Regions from separate parts of the Homo sapiens genome. Here region 2 is linked to region 1. A link is an interaction called in ENCODE POLR2A ChIA-PET data of the cell type or tissue named here. Cell type or tissue: HepG2. All regions are shown on one strand.

The links. ChIA-PET counts read pairs that join two places held together with the same protein. Peaks named below come from ENCODE experiments on the same cell type or tissue, not always from the same donor. Only the 100,000 strongest peaks of a DNase experiment are listed, where the experiment ranks them.
Region 2: POLR2A ChIA-PET joins it to region 1 with 6 read pairs; 2 of 35 experiments call an interaction of 5 or more read pairs at or near these places.

What each region holds. Positions count from the first base shown.
Region 1 is chr16:13,588,273-13,596,272 of GRCh38, reverse strand. No RefSeq gene overlaps it. Among named protein-coding and RNA genes, the nearest start is that of ERCC4, 330 kb to the left of the region's middle. RefSeq lists an enhancer at 179-1,112. In HepG2, no CTCF peak of the experiment used is centred here; no DNase peak of the experiment used is centred here; H3K27me3 peaks cover 519 bases.
Region 2 is chr16:13,667,949-13,675,948 of GRCh38, reverse strand. No RefSeq gene overlaps it. Among named protein-coding and RNA genes, the nearest start is that of ERCC4, 250 kb to the left of the region's middle. In HepG2, no CTCF peak of the experiment used is centred here; a DNase peak (open chromatin) is centred at 3,508.

The DNA of each region.
Region 1 (8,000 bases):
TGGTATTATTATTATAGTTATAATAATGATAGATAAGATTAGTTGAACCTTTCCTACATGCCAGACGCTAAACTAAGCATTTTGCATGAATTATCTCACCTAACGCTCAGATTGGCCCCATGAGGTAGTGTTTCATCAGCTTGGGCTGCGGTAATGAAATATTATTAACTAGGTGGCTTATAAACAACAGAAGTTTATTTCTTACTGTTCTGGAGGTTGGAAGTCCGGTATCAGGGTGCCAGCATGGTTGAGCTCTGGTGGAGGCTGTCTTCTGGGTTGTGGACCACTGACCTCTCCCTGTGTCCTCACATGGCAGAGAGCAGAGAGAAGACGCAAGTTCTCTTTTGACTCTTATAAGGCACAAATCCCATTTGTCGAGGCCCCACCCTCATGATCTCATCTACTTCTAATTACCTCCCAAAGGTCCCACCTCCTAGTACCATCACATCACGGGTAGGATTTGATGGGAGAGACACTAACATTCACTCCATAAGAGCTGGCAACTATTGTTATCCCCCACAGCGGTGAAGTTGGGTCTAGTTGTGAAAGGTTCTAAAGACAGAGTCAGGATTCAAACCCAGGTCTGTATGTCTACAAACAGTGTCAGCTCTGTTTTTGCCATTCTGAATTGCTCCTCCCTTGACCAGGTGCGGTGGCTCATGCCTGTAATCTCAGCACTTTGGGTGGCTAAGGTAGGCGGATTGCTTGAGCTCAGGAGTTTGAGCCCAGCCTGGGCAACATGGTAAAACCCCGTCTCTACAAAAAAGTACAAAAACTTAGCCGGGTGTCATGGCACACACCTGTAGTCCCAGCTTCTTGGGAGGCTGAGGTGGGAGGATGGCTTGAATCCAGAAGGCAGAGATTGCAGTGAGCCGAGATCCTGTCGCTGCACTCCAGCCTGGGCGACAGAGCCAGACCTTGTCTCATTCAATCAATCAATAAATGTGTTGCTCCTCTCCTATGAGTGTCGAAAATCCAAACATATTTGTTTTTGTGGCTGATAATTGCTTGGATTGATTGCCTGATGAACACAGTACTTAGTCCCCAAATCCCCCAGGTCCAAATTCCCTCACAAAGACCTTTCTGTGTCTGAGAAGTCAGGGCCCAGCCAGCCCAGATGACAAGCCACCTCATTCTACTGCATTCTAGTTAACTTGTGTTATCATGAGTGGCTTAATATCCTGGCAACAGTAACCCTGGCTTTTCTTATTTTCCCTTTGTCTTCTGAAATTTGCAACCAAATGAGAAGCTGTTGGGGCTTATTATCCAACCTCCCCTCAGCTACAAAGAAGAGACAGGGATCAGAGTGAGCCCACGTGATGGCAGCTACTCCCTTTAACCGGATGCAGATTTAAAGAGGCCTCTGTGTGACACAGGCAATGAGAGCCTGGTGTTTTCTGTTGGGCCTATGCAATGTGCTTCCCTTCTCCCGTGGTCCTTCAGTCCAGGAGAAGGAAACTGCTTCCTGCTCCCTGAAACTTGAGCTATGAAGTAGTTCCAATGATGCTGAGTCCAGGGATCAGCTTCTGAGCTATTTTGTGGGAGTCATTTGACAACTTACACAGAAGCCAAAGTCATGTGCAAGCCTAACCAGAGATGCAGAGGCTTAAGAGTCCATCCTCGTTTTTGGGATTCTGACATCCCTGGAGACCCAGGAACTCTGATTCAAACCCCTCTAGTGAAAAATGTGCCCTGGATGGTTTCTACCTATTGGTGCTATCTGGATGCACCTCTCATTTACCCTTGGCCTTGGGTCTTTGAAGCAGGCCCATGCCTGGCTCCAAATTTTCCTTCCATCACTTGATTCTCATTCACGCATCAAGAAATGTCACGTTTTCAGGGAAGCCATTCCCAATTCTTACACTATGTGAAATCCTTTTCTTGCAGGATAACACACTATAATTACTTCTTAATACCCTTCCCAAATGTAATTTGTTTAATGTCTCTCTCTTAGTAGCCTAGAAAATTCTATCAAAGAATACTTTTCAAAAAGTGAAAACCATGACTCCTGTGCAAATATAAATTGAACACATGCCAAGATTTTATTTCACTCTTTAATGAAAGAATCAGTACAATGGTAAAACTTGCTCAAAGAGCAGTTCGAAGAACTGGGTATTTATAGGCATTTTGTAAAGAAGAACTTTAGGACAAGATTGCTAGGTTAGATACAAAACTGGGCAATGTCCTACAGAGAAATAAAAGTGTACCTGTAGAGCCGTCTTTTCTACTTCATAGGAATTTACAAGAAGAAACATAACTTCATAGTATTTGGTTTCTAATGATAGACTAAATAGCAAAGCCAATGCAGATACTTTTTCTAAGAGAATTAAATAATCCTCGAGTGAACAGGCCTATTAGGCAATGGCCTGGCATGATATCGAGCGTCATGCTGTGTTTTTTGGCCTTATTTCTAAATTTTGCATTTTTTTTTTTTTTTTGAGACAGAGTTTCACTCTTGTTGCCCAGGCCGGAGTGCACTGGTGCGAGCTCGGCTCACCACAACCTCCACCTCCCGGGTTCAAGCCATTCTCCTGCCTCAGCCTCCCTAGTAGCTGGGATTAAAGGCGCATGCCACCACGCCTGCCTTATTTTGTATTTTTGGTAGAGACGGGGTTTCTCCATGTTGGTCAGACTGGTCTCGAACTCCCGACCTCAGGTGATCCGTCCGCCTCGGCCTCCCAAAGTGCTGGGATTACAGGCGTGAGCCACTGCCCCTGGCCAATTTTGGATAATTTTTTTTTTTTATAGCTCATATTGTTCCAGGTAGATGGGCAGAGGGGTTCTCCCCACACTCACTAGGAGTGTCAGGTCATGGTTCGATGATGATCACACCGCCTGTCTAAAAATGATAATTCAGAAGCCCACTGAGGGTGCCAGGGAAAGGCCATTTCCTGATGATCCACAGCTATTAACATTAAAGTGTTAATTGAACGCAGATGCTGGGGAGGAAAACATCCGGGACATACACACTAAGAGAGAAAATGGTGAACTATGACCTTCCAGTGACGCTCCACCAGAAAAAGAGAACTTCAGATGGGCATATGTACAACTTCCTAAACACACTGCATGTGCTCAGTTCCTGAGGGTAAGGAGGACACTGTGCAGGAGGGAAGCCCACCCTCAGGAAAGAATCATGGGAAAGAGGCGAGCTTATGAAGTCCGAGTATCAAGGGTAGACATGCTTCTTTTCTGTTTAACCTTCATGTGCCCGCTTGGGTCTCTTCCAAGTGCACCTTCCTTTCTTTCTTGTTCTAAAGCCTTTTTAAATACACTTCTATTCCTGCTCTGAAACTTGCCTCGGTCTCTTTTTCTGCTTTATGTCCCTCAGTTGAATTCTTTCTTCTGAGGATGGACGGACTGAAGTTGCTGCACATCCGCATGGATATGCTGCTGGTAACTCAGGGTAACTTGGATCTCGTCCACCACTAATCACGTGGTCAGCGTCTTTTCTAAGATGTGGCTCTAGCATCTGACCCGGTGCTTGGCATAGAACTTTTGCTATGGTCAGGATCTGGTAGAGAAGTTGTCAACTAGTTACTGAAATCAAAGAATACTATGAAGCAAATGAACTTGAAGCCCATTTTTTTTTTATATTGAATTGAATGGATCAGGTGTGAGTCAGGTTTATTTTCTTTTATGTATGACATACCGTTAAGATCTCCCCCTTTGAACTTTGTTTTCTCCTTATACCAATACATGGTGCTGTTTTCAACACCTCTCCATCTCTCCAAAACCAAGTGGGTTTCCTGCAATGCAGTTCACTTCTGACACTAACCTCCTGGCATCAGTGTCAGACTCCACGTGGAGTGGAGGTTTCAGGGCGTGGTCCCAGAAACTGCCCCTACTTCAGACACCAGTTGCAAGTATCAGGACTCCAGTTACACACACTTCTGTCCAACTACAAATTCAGAGGTTCCCTCAACCCCTCATCGGGTTTGAAAATTTGCTAGAACAACTCACACAAAGTAAGACAATATTTTACTTACTATTGCCAGTTTATTATAAAAGATACAACTTGCTGGGTGCAGTGACTCATGCCTGTAATCCCAGCACTTTGGATGGCCGAGGGGGGCGGATCACGAGGTCAGGAGATCGAGACCATCCTGGCTAACATGGTGAAACCCCATCTCTACTAAAAAAAAAAAAAAAAAATTTGCTGGGTGTTGTGATGTGTGCCTGTAGTCCCAGCTACTCAGGAGGCTAAGGCAGGATAATCACTTGAACCTGGGAGGCAGAGGTATAGTGAGCCGAGATCGCACCACTGCACTCCAGCTTGGGCAACAGAGTAAGATTCCATCTCAAAAAAAAAAAAAAAAAAAAAAAAAAAGATACAATGCAGGAACAGACAAATGGAAGAGATGCATAGGACAGGGTATGCAGGCGGGGGCACAGAGCCTCCACACTCTCCCCAGGTGTGCCACCCGCCCAGCACCTGAATGTGTTACCCATCAAGAAGCTCTCCAATGGTGGAGCGCGGTGGCTCACGCCTGTAATCCCAGCACTTTGGGAGGCTGAGGAGAGGGGATCACCTGAAGTCAGGAGTTCAAGACCAGCCTGGCACACATGGCAAAACCCCATCTCTACTAAAAATACAAAATTAGCCGGACATGGTGGTGCACACATGTAATCCTAGCTACTCAGGAGGCTGATGCAGGAGAATCACTTGAACCCGGGAGGTGGAGGTTGCAGTCAGCCAAGATCAGACCACGGCACTCCAGCCTGTGTGACAGAACAAGACTCCGTCTCAAAAAAAAAAAAAAGGAAAAGAAAAAAAAAAGAAGCTGTCCGAACCTTGCGGTTGAAGAGTTCTAGTGGAGGTCTCCTTATGTAGGCATGATGATTAAATCATTGGCCATCGGGGATTAATTCAATGTCAGTGCCTCTCCCCTCCCTGGGAGTTGGAGCCTGAGGCTGAACGTTCCAAACTTCCAATTATTAAGGTTGGTGCAGGAGTAATAGCTATTTTCGCCAATAAAAGTAATGGACTAGCCTCGCCCTAAAGCTGTCTGGGAACTCATCAATAGTCTCCTCGTTGGAAGCAAAGATGCTACTATCATCAACCTAAAAGGGTTTTAGGAGCTCTGTGCCACAGAGCTTGTTCATGATAAACTTTGGAGGCTTCACCATTAAACTGGTGCCTACTCCCTCACTAGTAGTGCTCTGTCTTCTGGATACACTATAGTTTAATGCTGTAGAAATCAGCATTAAACAATGCAGTAAAGCTTTTCTCTTCTTATTTGTGACCTCGTAGTTTCTATTGGTATGGCCGACTAAGATAGTATAACAAATATTTGTCATTTTTATCTACTCAATGACCATTGTTCCTTCTCCTGGCAGCAAATGCTGCATTTTCCTCTGGGGAACCACATCTCCTCTATTTTCAGTCCATATGATTCAGGAAGGTGGTTTTTGTTTTGTTTTGTTTTGTTTTGTTTTTGATGGACTCTCGCTCTGTCACCAGGCTGGAGTGCAGTGGTGCAATCTCGGCTCACTGCAACTTCTGCTTCCTGGGTTCAAGCGATTCTCGTGCCTCAGGCTCCCGAGTAGCTGGCATTACAGGCACGCGCCACCACACCCAGCTGATTTTTGTGTTTTTAGTAGAGACGTGGTTTCACCATGTTGGCCAGGATAGACCTCATGACCTGCCCGTCTCGGACTCCCAAAGTGTTGGGATTACATGACTGAGGCACCGAGCCCAGCCCCAGGAGGGTTATATTCCATTCTCACCTTCAGCAGTAGCCAAGAATTCAGGCAAAGATTATCACAGCACAATATCCCCAAAGACTCCTAGATTTAGGGTTGGGCATGTGATTTGACTTGGGCCTATCAAAGCCTTGCGTAGGACTTTTGCTGGTGCTACCAAGAAACAGCTTTTGTTCTTTCGTATAGGGATACTCTGCTTTTAATAACGTAAATCTGAAGGGTTTGGTGGCCACCTTTGCTGTCTAGTGGCTTGAGAATGAGGCTATTGAATGCTGGCTCCTCAAAACAACCTGCTGATAAGACAACGTTGAGTTGAGTTTTACCACGAGAAGAAAGAGCACTATCTTGATAGAGTTGTAGTAGCATCTCAGAGGAGGAAGGACAAAATAGATATATTTATTGAGATTTTGGAGTCTGATGTAAGGTGGGACTTTGATGTAATGACTTAGAATTGGTAAGGATTGCAATATAATAGTTAAGGATTGGTACACACAGGGAAATGAGAGATGTGAGATGAGCAATTCTAAGACTCTTGGCTATAAATTATTGTTTAATGCTGTCAGTTGGAGAATTGATAGGTCTTTCATAAAGTTCCTTGAATGAACAATAAAGCTGTTTGCAACTTTGATCTTGCTGGGCAAGAGTTTCCTGGAACAGTAAAATTATGTTGATGAAAACAGTAGAATAGTAAGTTCATGTTAAGGTAGGCAGTAAGCTGTAAGTGTAGATAACTTTAGTACTTAAAGTCAATATAGTGGAAAGCAGACAGAAGAAAGAAATAGACTCCTGTTGGCATCATTTGAATTTCTGAATCCAGACTTACTGTAGCCAGAATGAGGGAGACTGAATCACTCCTTCTCTAGTACACAAAGTGTATTAGAATTACACATTGGTCGGGAATAGTGGCTGTAAGCCCAGCACTTTGGGAGGCCATAAGCCCAGCACTTTGGGAGGCCTGTAAGCCCAGCACTTTGGGAGGCCGAGGCGGGCGGATCACCTGGGGTCAGGAGTTCAAGACCAGCCTGGCCAACATGGTGAAACCCTGTCTCTACTAAAAACACAAAAATTAGTCAGGCATGGTGATGGGCGACTGTAACCCCAGCTACTTGGGAGGCTGAGGCAGGAGAATTGCTTGAACCCGGGAGGTGGAGGTTGCACTGAGCCAAGATCGTGCTGCTGCACTCCAGCCTGGGCAACCAGCACGAAACCCTGTCTCAGAAAAAAAGAATTACATATTGGTCGGGCATGGTGGCTCACGCCTAGCACTTTGCGAAGCTGAGGCAGGCAGATCACCTGAGGTCGGAGTTCAAGACCAGCCTGGCCAATATGGTAAAGCCCTGTCTCTACTAAAAATGCAAAAAAATTAGTCAGACATGGTAGCATGTGCCTGTAGTCCCGGCTACTTGGGAGGCTGAGACAGAAGAATGGCTTGAATTCAGGAGGCAGAGGCTGCAGTGAGCTGAGATCACACCACTGCACTCCAGCCTGGGCAATAGAGTGAGACTCCATCTTAAAAAAAAAAAAAAAAAAAGGAATTACACATCTGTGATCTTTTCCATGCAACCACAATACCTCCTAATAAATAGGATGGATTTTAATTCTGAACTCCACTGATGTGGTCCCAGTCACAAGATTCGTTGTGGCCAACAGGATGTGAGCAGTAGTGAGGTTTGCTAGTTCCAAGCAGAGAACCTAAAGCATTTACATTTCCATTTGCCCTTTTATCTCCTGTGATTAGCCATGAAATGACCCTACCCAAGTTGCCACTGTCTCTCTGGATGGGAGCCAGACTGAAGACCCAGGGAGCACTCAGAAGCAACCAGAAGTCCTGAGTCCAGCTTGGTCCAGCCAAGCCAAGGTGCCCCATGGACCCAAATGTTTGTTCTTGAGAGCCACTGAGATTTGGAGGTTGGTTGATACATATTAAAACATGACTAATATTTAGAGTTCACTACTGGTCTTTTTAGGTATATGATCCAATAAGTTCTCCATATTACTTTAATCAATTTGATTTGGATTTCTCTCATTTATTAACTGAAAGAGTTTTCTCTATTGGTGTCTTTTTATGGCATTGTATTGCTTTTGGCTCGCACAAGCCTCCAACACATCCCAGGTCTTTCTCATGGGAACCACAGCCAAGCCAGATCTTCTCCATTCTCTACTTGAGCAATTGATTTTTAAAAAGGTAATATTTATCCTGGTTAATGCTCATCTTTTGGCTTGTGCCCAATGTTTCAGTCTAGTGAGATCTTTCTGAATTAGATTCCTTCATTTTGAATATTAGCTGTTCCATTCCG
Region 2 (8,000 bases), 80 kb before region 1:
TGTTACAAACCTGCACTTGTACCCCTGAACTTAAAAAATAGAAGTTAAAAAAAACCCGCAATACAATCCATCCTTCTAACCAAAAACCACTTGTACCCCGAAAGCTATTGAAATAAAAAAATTAAATTATAATCTTCTGCAAAAGGCAGTCAATGAAGATCTAATATTGAAAATTCAAGGAAAACAAACAGTATACTATGTGATATTTAGTAATATGAACATAAATACCAAAAGAAATAATTAAAAGGTTTAAAACAGTTGCCTCTGAGGCATGACAATTGGAAGATAGGAATGCTGGGACATGGGACTGCCATTTTTTATTATGGCATTATTTGATTTTTATATGTATTATTTTGATGAAAGTGAAAATTCAGAAAAGAATATAAATGAAACTCAAACAACTGAAAAACAAAAAAAAAACCCACAAAAATAAATCATGTGATTTAAAAATGAGTAAATTAAATGAATAATTATCTCTCAAAAGAAGACATACAAATGGCCAAAAGATATATGAAAAAATGCTCAACATCACAAATCCTCATGGAAATGTAAACCTTCAGTGAGATGTCATCTCACTTGTTAGAAAGGCAATCATTAGAAAGACAAAAAGCAAATGCAGGTGAAGATGCAGAGGAAGGGGACTGCTTATACACTGTTGGTGGCAATGTAAATTAGTATCGCCATTATGGAAAATAAATATTGAAGTACTATATGATCCAGCAATCCAACTGCTGGTTATATATCCAAAAAAATGGAAGTTTGAATATTGAAGTGAGACCTGCACTCCCAGGTTCATTGCAGCATTATTCACAATAGCTAAAATATGGAATCAACCTAAGTGTCCATCAGCAGATGAATGGATAAAGAAAATGTGGCCTGTTCACACAATGGAATATTATTCAGCCATTAAGAGAATGAAATTCTGTCATTTGAAGCAACATGAATGAAATTGGAGGCCATTATATTAAGTGAAATAAGCCAGGCAAAGAAAGATAAGTACCACATGTTCTCCCTCTTATGTGAAAGCTAAAAAAGTTGATCTCATAGATGTAGAAAGTAGAAGAGTGGTTATGAGAGGCTGGGAATAGCACAGAGAAAGGAGGTAAGTGGAGGTTTCTTAACAAACAAAAAAGTAGAGGTAGATAGAAGAAAGAAACTTTAGTGTTTATAGCATAGTAGGGTGACTATCGTTAACAATTTATTGTATATTGTGTATTAACAAGTGGCTAGAAAAGAGGATTTTCTTTCTTTCTTTTAATAAGTAAAGATGGGGTTTCACCATGTTGGTCAGGCTGGTCTCAAACTCTTAACCTCAAGTGATTCACCTGCCTTGGGCATGAGCCACCACACCTGGCCTAGAAGAGAGGATTTTCAATGTTACCAACACAAAAAAAGTGACAAATGTCTGAGATGACAAATTTGCTAATTGTCCTAATTTGCTCATTACACATTGTATGCATGCACTGAAATATCACACTGTATCCCATAAATATGTATTGTTATTATGTGTCAATTTAAAAGAAATGAGAAAAATATACCTTCTAATTAGAAAGGATGCTATTGTTACATATTAAAAATAAACCAACATAGAGCCTAGGAATGAATATCATTTTTCTTTGAAATAGTGTATTTCCTAAGAATGCATTTACATTAAGTTGTGCCAATACTGATGTATTTGATTATATTTCTTTTTTTTTGATTGGAATGGATAGACTTATACATAGAAGAATATAATTTGGAATTTGGATCTCTAAAAATCATTTTAAAATGGTATTTAGTTGTCTTAATTGTCTAATAGAGTGTGTAATAAAAGAGGATTGGCTAAACAAATGATAGTATATTCATATAATGTAACATCATGTCTGCCTTATATAAATAGAGTAGAGCTTTAAAGTGTGATTTTTTATGAGACTATGGCAATGTATGTATGAGCCTAAAAAGAAATCTGGAAGGCCATGAAATAATCTGTTAACAGTGGTTAGCAATGGACAGTCATTTTAAATGGAGGAGATTTTTACTCCCTACTTTATAGATATAGATATCTAACTTACGTAATAAAATATTTTTTAAATGTTTTGGAAAAATCAACTCTCTCTCATAATTGTTTGCCTTTAGAATCCAAATCATGGATGAAGTTGACGTCAATAGCAAACTCCCACGAATGTCCTCAGATATGCACAGTTATTAGTTCCCAAGTGATAGCTCTACTCCACCTATTCAAGAGAGCACTCACAATGACTTGAGTCAAGGTAATGTGATTACAGGGATAACCTTAAATATCCTCCAATTTACTTTTTATTGTTTTTTCCTGACAGGGTCTCACTCTGATGTGCAGGCGGGGGTGCAGTGGCACAATCACAGCTCACTGCAGCCTCGACTTGCTGGGTTCAGGTGATCCTCTCACCTCAGCTTCCCAAATAGCTGGGATCACAGGTATGCACCACCATGCCCAGCTAATTTTTGTATTTTTTGTAGAAACGGGGTTTTGCCATGTTGCCCAGGCTGGTCTCGAACTCCTGGGATCAAGCAATCCTGTCGCCTTGGCTTTCCAAAGTCCTGGAATTACAGGCATGAGTCACTGTGCCCAGTCTTCTAATTTACTTTTAAAGGCATCTATAAACTATATGTTTTTATTGAAAACAAATTATTTGAAACACTATGTGTTGAAACAACAAGGCTGAGAGTCACTGATATTGATGAGCATTCATTGAGCTCAGGTGAGATGTTTTTCAAAGTGTTGTGGGCAATAAATACCAAGATCAAAGTGCTATCTTTGCCTTCAAGCTGTTTGATGTAGGGTAGAAGGGAGGTATATAACACAAGATACCTCATGATGAGTTAATCTGCGAACCTCGATATTCTGGGGACAGCTTCAGCTGGGAGACCAAGGGAAGTCTTCATGAAGGAAATATCTCAACAACATAGTATGATGAAAAGACTTGGAGATATGTGTAGGTGGGCTAAAGTCAAGGAGAAATGTTAAAGTCAAGGAGAAAGGCAAAGATTGTCTTTAAAGAATACTGCAGGCTGGACATGGTGGCTCATGCCTGTCATCCCAGCAGTTTGGGAGGCCAAGAGGGGTGGATCATTTGAGGTCAGGGTTCGAAACCAGCCTGGCCAGCATGGTGAAACCCCGTCTGTACTAAAAATACAAAAATTAGCCAGGCGTGGTGGCAGGTGCCTGTAATCCCAGCAACTTGGGAGGCTGAGGCAGGAGAATTGCTTGAACCTGGGAGGGGGATGTTGCAGTGAGCCGAGATTATGCCATTGGACTCCAGCCTGGGTGACAGAGCGAAACTCAGTCTCAAAACAAAACAAAACAAAACAAAAAAAGAATATTGCAACCTGCATGAAGACAAGGGATTTGTTTTATTTGCCGCTGTACTCCTCCTGTCTACAGCCAAACAGAGGAAAAATGCCCAATAATGGTCATTGCATAAATAACAAGTCAAAGTTTGTATCAGTGATATAACATTCTAGTATGGGAAACAGCCTGTGAATCCCAGTGCCTTGCTGGTAGAACAATAGCTCTTCTGTGTTTTCCTGATGTGTTAGCTCTCCAGGCATGCTGATGAAGTAAGTATTTCAACAATAGCCTTGGAAGATTGATTGTTTCTTGGGTCCAGGGCCTTTTACTGATTGTTGAGTAGAAGACAAAGACAAGATCTCTCCCACTAAGCATTTTACTGACTTCTCTGTGTGACTAGCTTTTAATAAATTGCACACCTCCGTAGCTCCAGACGCTGTGTGTTCATGGGACCCTCACACTAATTCCAAGTGATGATGGATAGCTTGAATTATGATTCCCTTTTTACAACTGCTTGGATCCAGAAATGAAGTAGAGGGACTTGTTGCTGGTGTCATAGCCCAGGAGTTGCAGAGAAAATCAATGCCTTTCAACCTTGTTGCGGTTGTCTTTCTACTCACACAGGCTGGATCCCTTTGAGACCTCCATGAGCAACCTGATAAATCTTAGGAAGTAGTGCTTGATGCTATAATTAAGGTGTACATATTAGGTTTATGCTTCTCTGGGAAAAAGGAAAAAACAAAACAAAGTAAACAACATCTAAGGCTCTCCTGCTTTGTGCATTGACTTGAGGGTTCAAAGTGTACTGAGGCTTATGTGAGTTAAGGTCTGCTTTGTTTGAGTTTTTGGAAACACTAGAAATAAAATTTGCATTTTTTTCTACCCTTGATTGGAATTCTTGTTGAATTTCTTCTGTTTTGTTCTTCTGAATACGGCCTTCTTTAATTTACAGGGAGTAAAACCCATTATTTCATGTCTACATCTCTAATGTTTTCTTCTCCAAATAGTCTCAGACATTTGGACAAATATACCTTGGATTGTTTAGGTTATGCTGAGATGTAAGGGCAAGGCTCACCCTTGGAAAAGTATTATGTTTGAGCTAGTGCAATTTTGCAACAACTTAATATGAAGTGTTTGTCCATGCTTTGATTCTCCCTTTCCATTTTCATCCTCCTATTAAAGTACTTACTTCCCTTATCTTTCCCTCCCTTTCCATACATAAATATGTCCTCTTACTCCAGCAATGCATGTGAGAATAAAATTGGATATCTCTTCATGCAACGATATTCACTGTGGGCTTCGTAAGTGCCAGGTACTTTGCTATTTGTATCAGCTATCTACTGGTGTGTGACAAATTGCCACAAACTAAGTGGTTTAAAACGCACATTTGTTATCTCACACTTTCTTTAGGTCAAGAGTCCAGGTGCAGCTTAGCAGGGTCCTCTGCTTAGTGTCTCCTCAGGCTGAAATCTAGGTGTTCATCAAGCTGCAGTCTCACCTGGTGCTCAGTGGGCTCTTCCAAGCTCACAGGATTTTGGCAGAATCCATTTCTCTGTGGTTATATCACTGAGATTCCCCAGTATTTGACAGCTGTTAGCTGGAGACCACTCTCAGCTCCCAGAGGTCACCCTCAGGTCCTTGCCGCCTGTACTCTTACTCTCACATGAGAGCTAACTTCTTCAAGACACTGGACAAACATTTGTTGCTGCTGCTGATCTCTCTCGCTTGACTTAAAGACTCACCAGATTAGTCAGTCCACCTAGGGTAATGCCTCAGTTAATGAACTCAAAGTCTACTGATTAGGGACCTTAATTACACATACAAAATGGCTTCATCTTTCCCATAAAATATATCCTCATCATGAAAGTGAAATATCATTCTTGCTCATAAATCCTTTGTACATTCAAGAGAGGGAGTTATAAAGGGTGTATACCATGAGGGGAAGGAATGTTGGGGGCTGTCTTAGAAATCTGCCTACTAAAGCTATGTAGTGGAGAGATAACTGTGAATAAAACATGCATCGTCCTTTCCCCAAAAACACTGAACATTTGCTAGAAGAGCAGAAAATTATAAATAGATATTTTTAATTTGTAATAAGTGCTCTGAAAAACCCAGAGTCCTATAAAATATACTAATTCAGGGGTGATAGTCAGGTGGAATAACACTTATACAAAGCAATATGAAAGATAAAGAGAAGCCACCCCCATAGAAATCTGGAGAAAGAGCATTTCATGAAGACTGACCAGCATGTCCAAAAGCATGGAGATGAGACAGACTGTAGTTTTTGAAGAACAAAACAGGAGGCTAGGGTATGGGAGCAGGGTGAAGGAAAAAATGAGGCTTGAGAGGTAGGCAGGGGCCAGATTACCCAGTGACTCAGAAGCCATGGTAAGAAACGTTGGAGATGAAAGCTAAAGAGTAATTTCAATGAGGGGAGAAAGACAAAAAAAAAAATCACTATGTGTGGAAACTGGATCATACACATTCAGAGGAGGAAGCAGGGAGGCCAGATTGGAAACAACTGGACAAGAGAGCCCAGCAAAGAGATGATGATGGGCAGACTGGAGTGGTGGTGGAGATGAAAAGAAGGAAGAGGAGTTGTAATTTATTTTGGAGATAGGACAGGAGTTGCTGATGGATGGAGTATGGTGCCTAGCAGGGGCATTTCAATTTTAAAAGGTTAATCATCTCTTTAAGGTCACGTAGTTAATAAACCACAGAGGCAGGTTGCAGACACAAGCAGTCTAGCTCCAAATCTGCTGTTCTCTCTCTATCCCTCTAATCCTTTAGTGGAAGAACGATGTGAACCAGGCAGTGGACAACATTAATTGAGAATGCTGAAAATATACTATCAGTCAACCAGTACTTTTCTGTTAAAAATTACAAGTAGAGGTAGTGGGGAGTTGCCCAATAAACCTGGCTCAGTTCTATCTTTATTGCAAACTAGAGTAGGATGATGCTTGGAGACATGGTCTGCCAGAGTGAAATTGGAATGGGAAAATCACCTAAGTCAACCTGTGACACAACTTCAAGGAGAAGACAAGCTTTTCCTGGAGGTTTTCCAAAGGAACCCATCATGGGGTTTTGAGTACTAGCTGGTCATCGCCTTGTTGTAAGAACAACATTGCATAATGAGCAAGGGAAAAAGGCAAGCAGGGAATTATTGTACTAGATTTGGGGGGTAATTTATGATTTTGATGTTTTAATTTGGAAATCAGGTTTGACAGCTAAAATGACCCAGACAGCCAGTCAAATGATCATAAACACAAGTTCTCCCTCACCATCTGCCCTCCTGACCACCTTGTCCACCCTGTCCAGAGGAAGACAAAAGCATTTGCATAAGCACCAGGCTAAATGATTGGGCGTCTATTAATCTACATGCTAGAGATAATAGTTTTGTTTTTTAAATGGCCATAAGTTATATTAACACAGACAGGGCTAGTGAGAAATTAATGGTCTTAAAATGTTGGAGCTAAATCAACAAACTTAAATGAGTATTTGTGCCACAGTTTTGGGGGTTTTCTTTTCTTTGTTTGTTTGTTTCTGTTTTCTAAATTTCAGGATCACTAAAAAGCCTCTGATTTCCATGAAAAACAATGAGATATTTCTCTAAAGATCAGGTACCCAGGAGAAGGACTGGCCTTTTCTGAGCAATAGTTGGGAAGAGGCTATGCAGTATGAGTGTCATTGATAATGTGATTCGAAGTCCTCCAGTTTTTTGGAGGGGACCAAACAGCTAGTTCTAGGAAAATCCACTATCGCAGTTACAATTCATAATAATAATAATAATAATAATAATAATAACATGTAAGAGCTAAGAGCTATGGAAGATGAATCATGGGCTAGGCATTATGTTAATTGTTTTAGATGAATTATCTCATTTAATTTTTACAATAATCTTGTCTTGCAGATAATAGTATTATTTCATTTAAAGGCAATAGAGGCTTAGAGAGGTTAAGGAAATTTTCTAAGAATTAATGGATAGTGAATGGCAGAGCTAGAAATTCTAACCCAAATATATCTTACTCTGGATTTAGTGCTTTTAAACATAAAATATAAATTTGTATTTAAGATTACTGCCTTCGGTGCCAAACCTTAGAAACTGTCAAGTTAATCCAATTGTGTCTTCTCCCCACCAAATTGTGTCTTAGAGAGGCGAGGTGACTTGCCCAAGGTCACTTACTTACCCAAGTATTTCTTGAGCTAGAAGACCTTGAGTGATTTAATTGGTTAGGAGGGATTCTGAATATCACAGACATTCTGTAGGTCTTCTTGATAGGAAAATTAAAGACTATGGCAGAAGAAAAAGTCTTTTGGATACCTGAAAAAGATACAGTAAGACTGTGGCCCTGTTTGTTTGTAGGTGATTTTAGTCTTGAAGCACAGAAATTCTGGTTTACTTGAAGAAAGTGTCCTATTGAAATCTGAGGAAAAATAGGGTTAAATTAAGCAGTCATTGAAAATCAATAGGAAATTTTTTTTAAGTTGCTTAGTAACACTTAAGAGTTTACATTGTATCTTATTAAAAAATATAATTACAATAGTCCCTTTTTAGAATACGTGATCTGAGATGTTCATTTATAAATGATTCAGATTTGGAAATTCTACCATGTAAAATTTTTTTTCCATAAAACTTCTATGTATTGGCAAAAGTTATCATTTTCTTAATCTTCTTCACAATATTTCCTTTCAG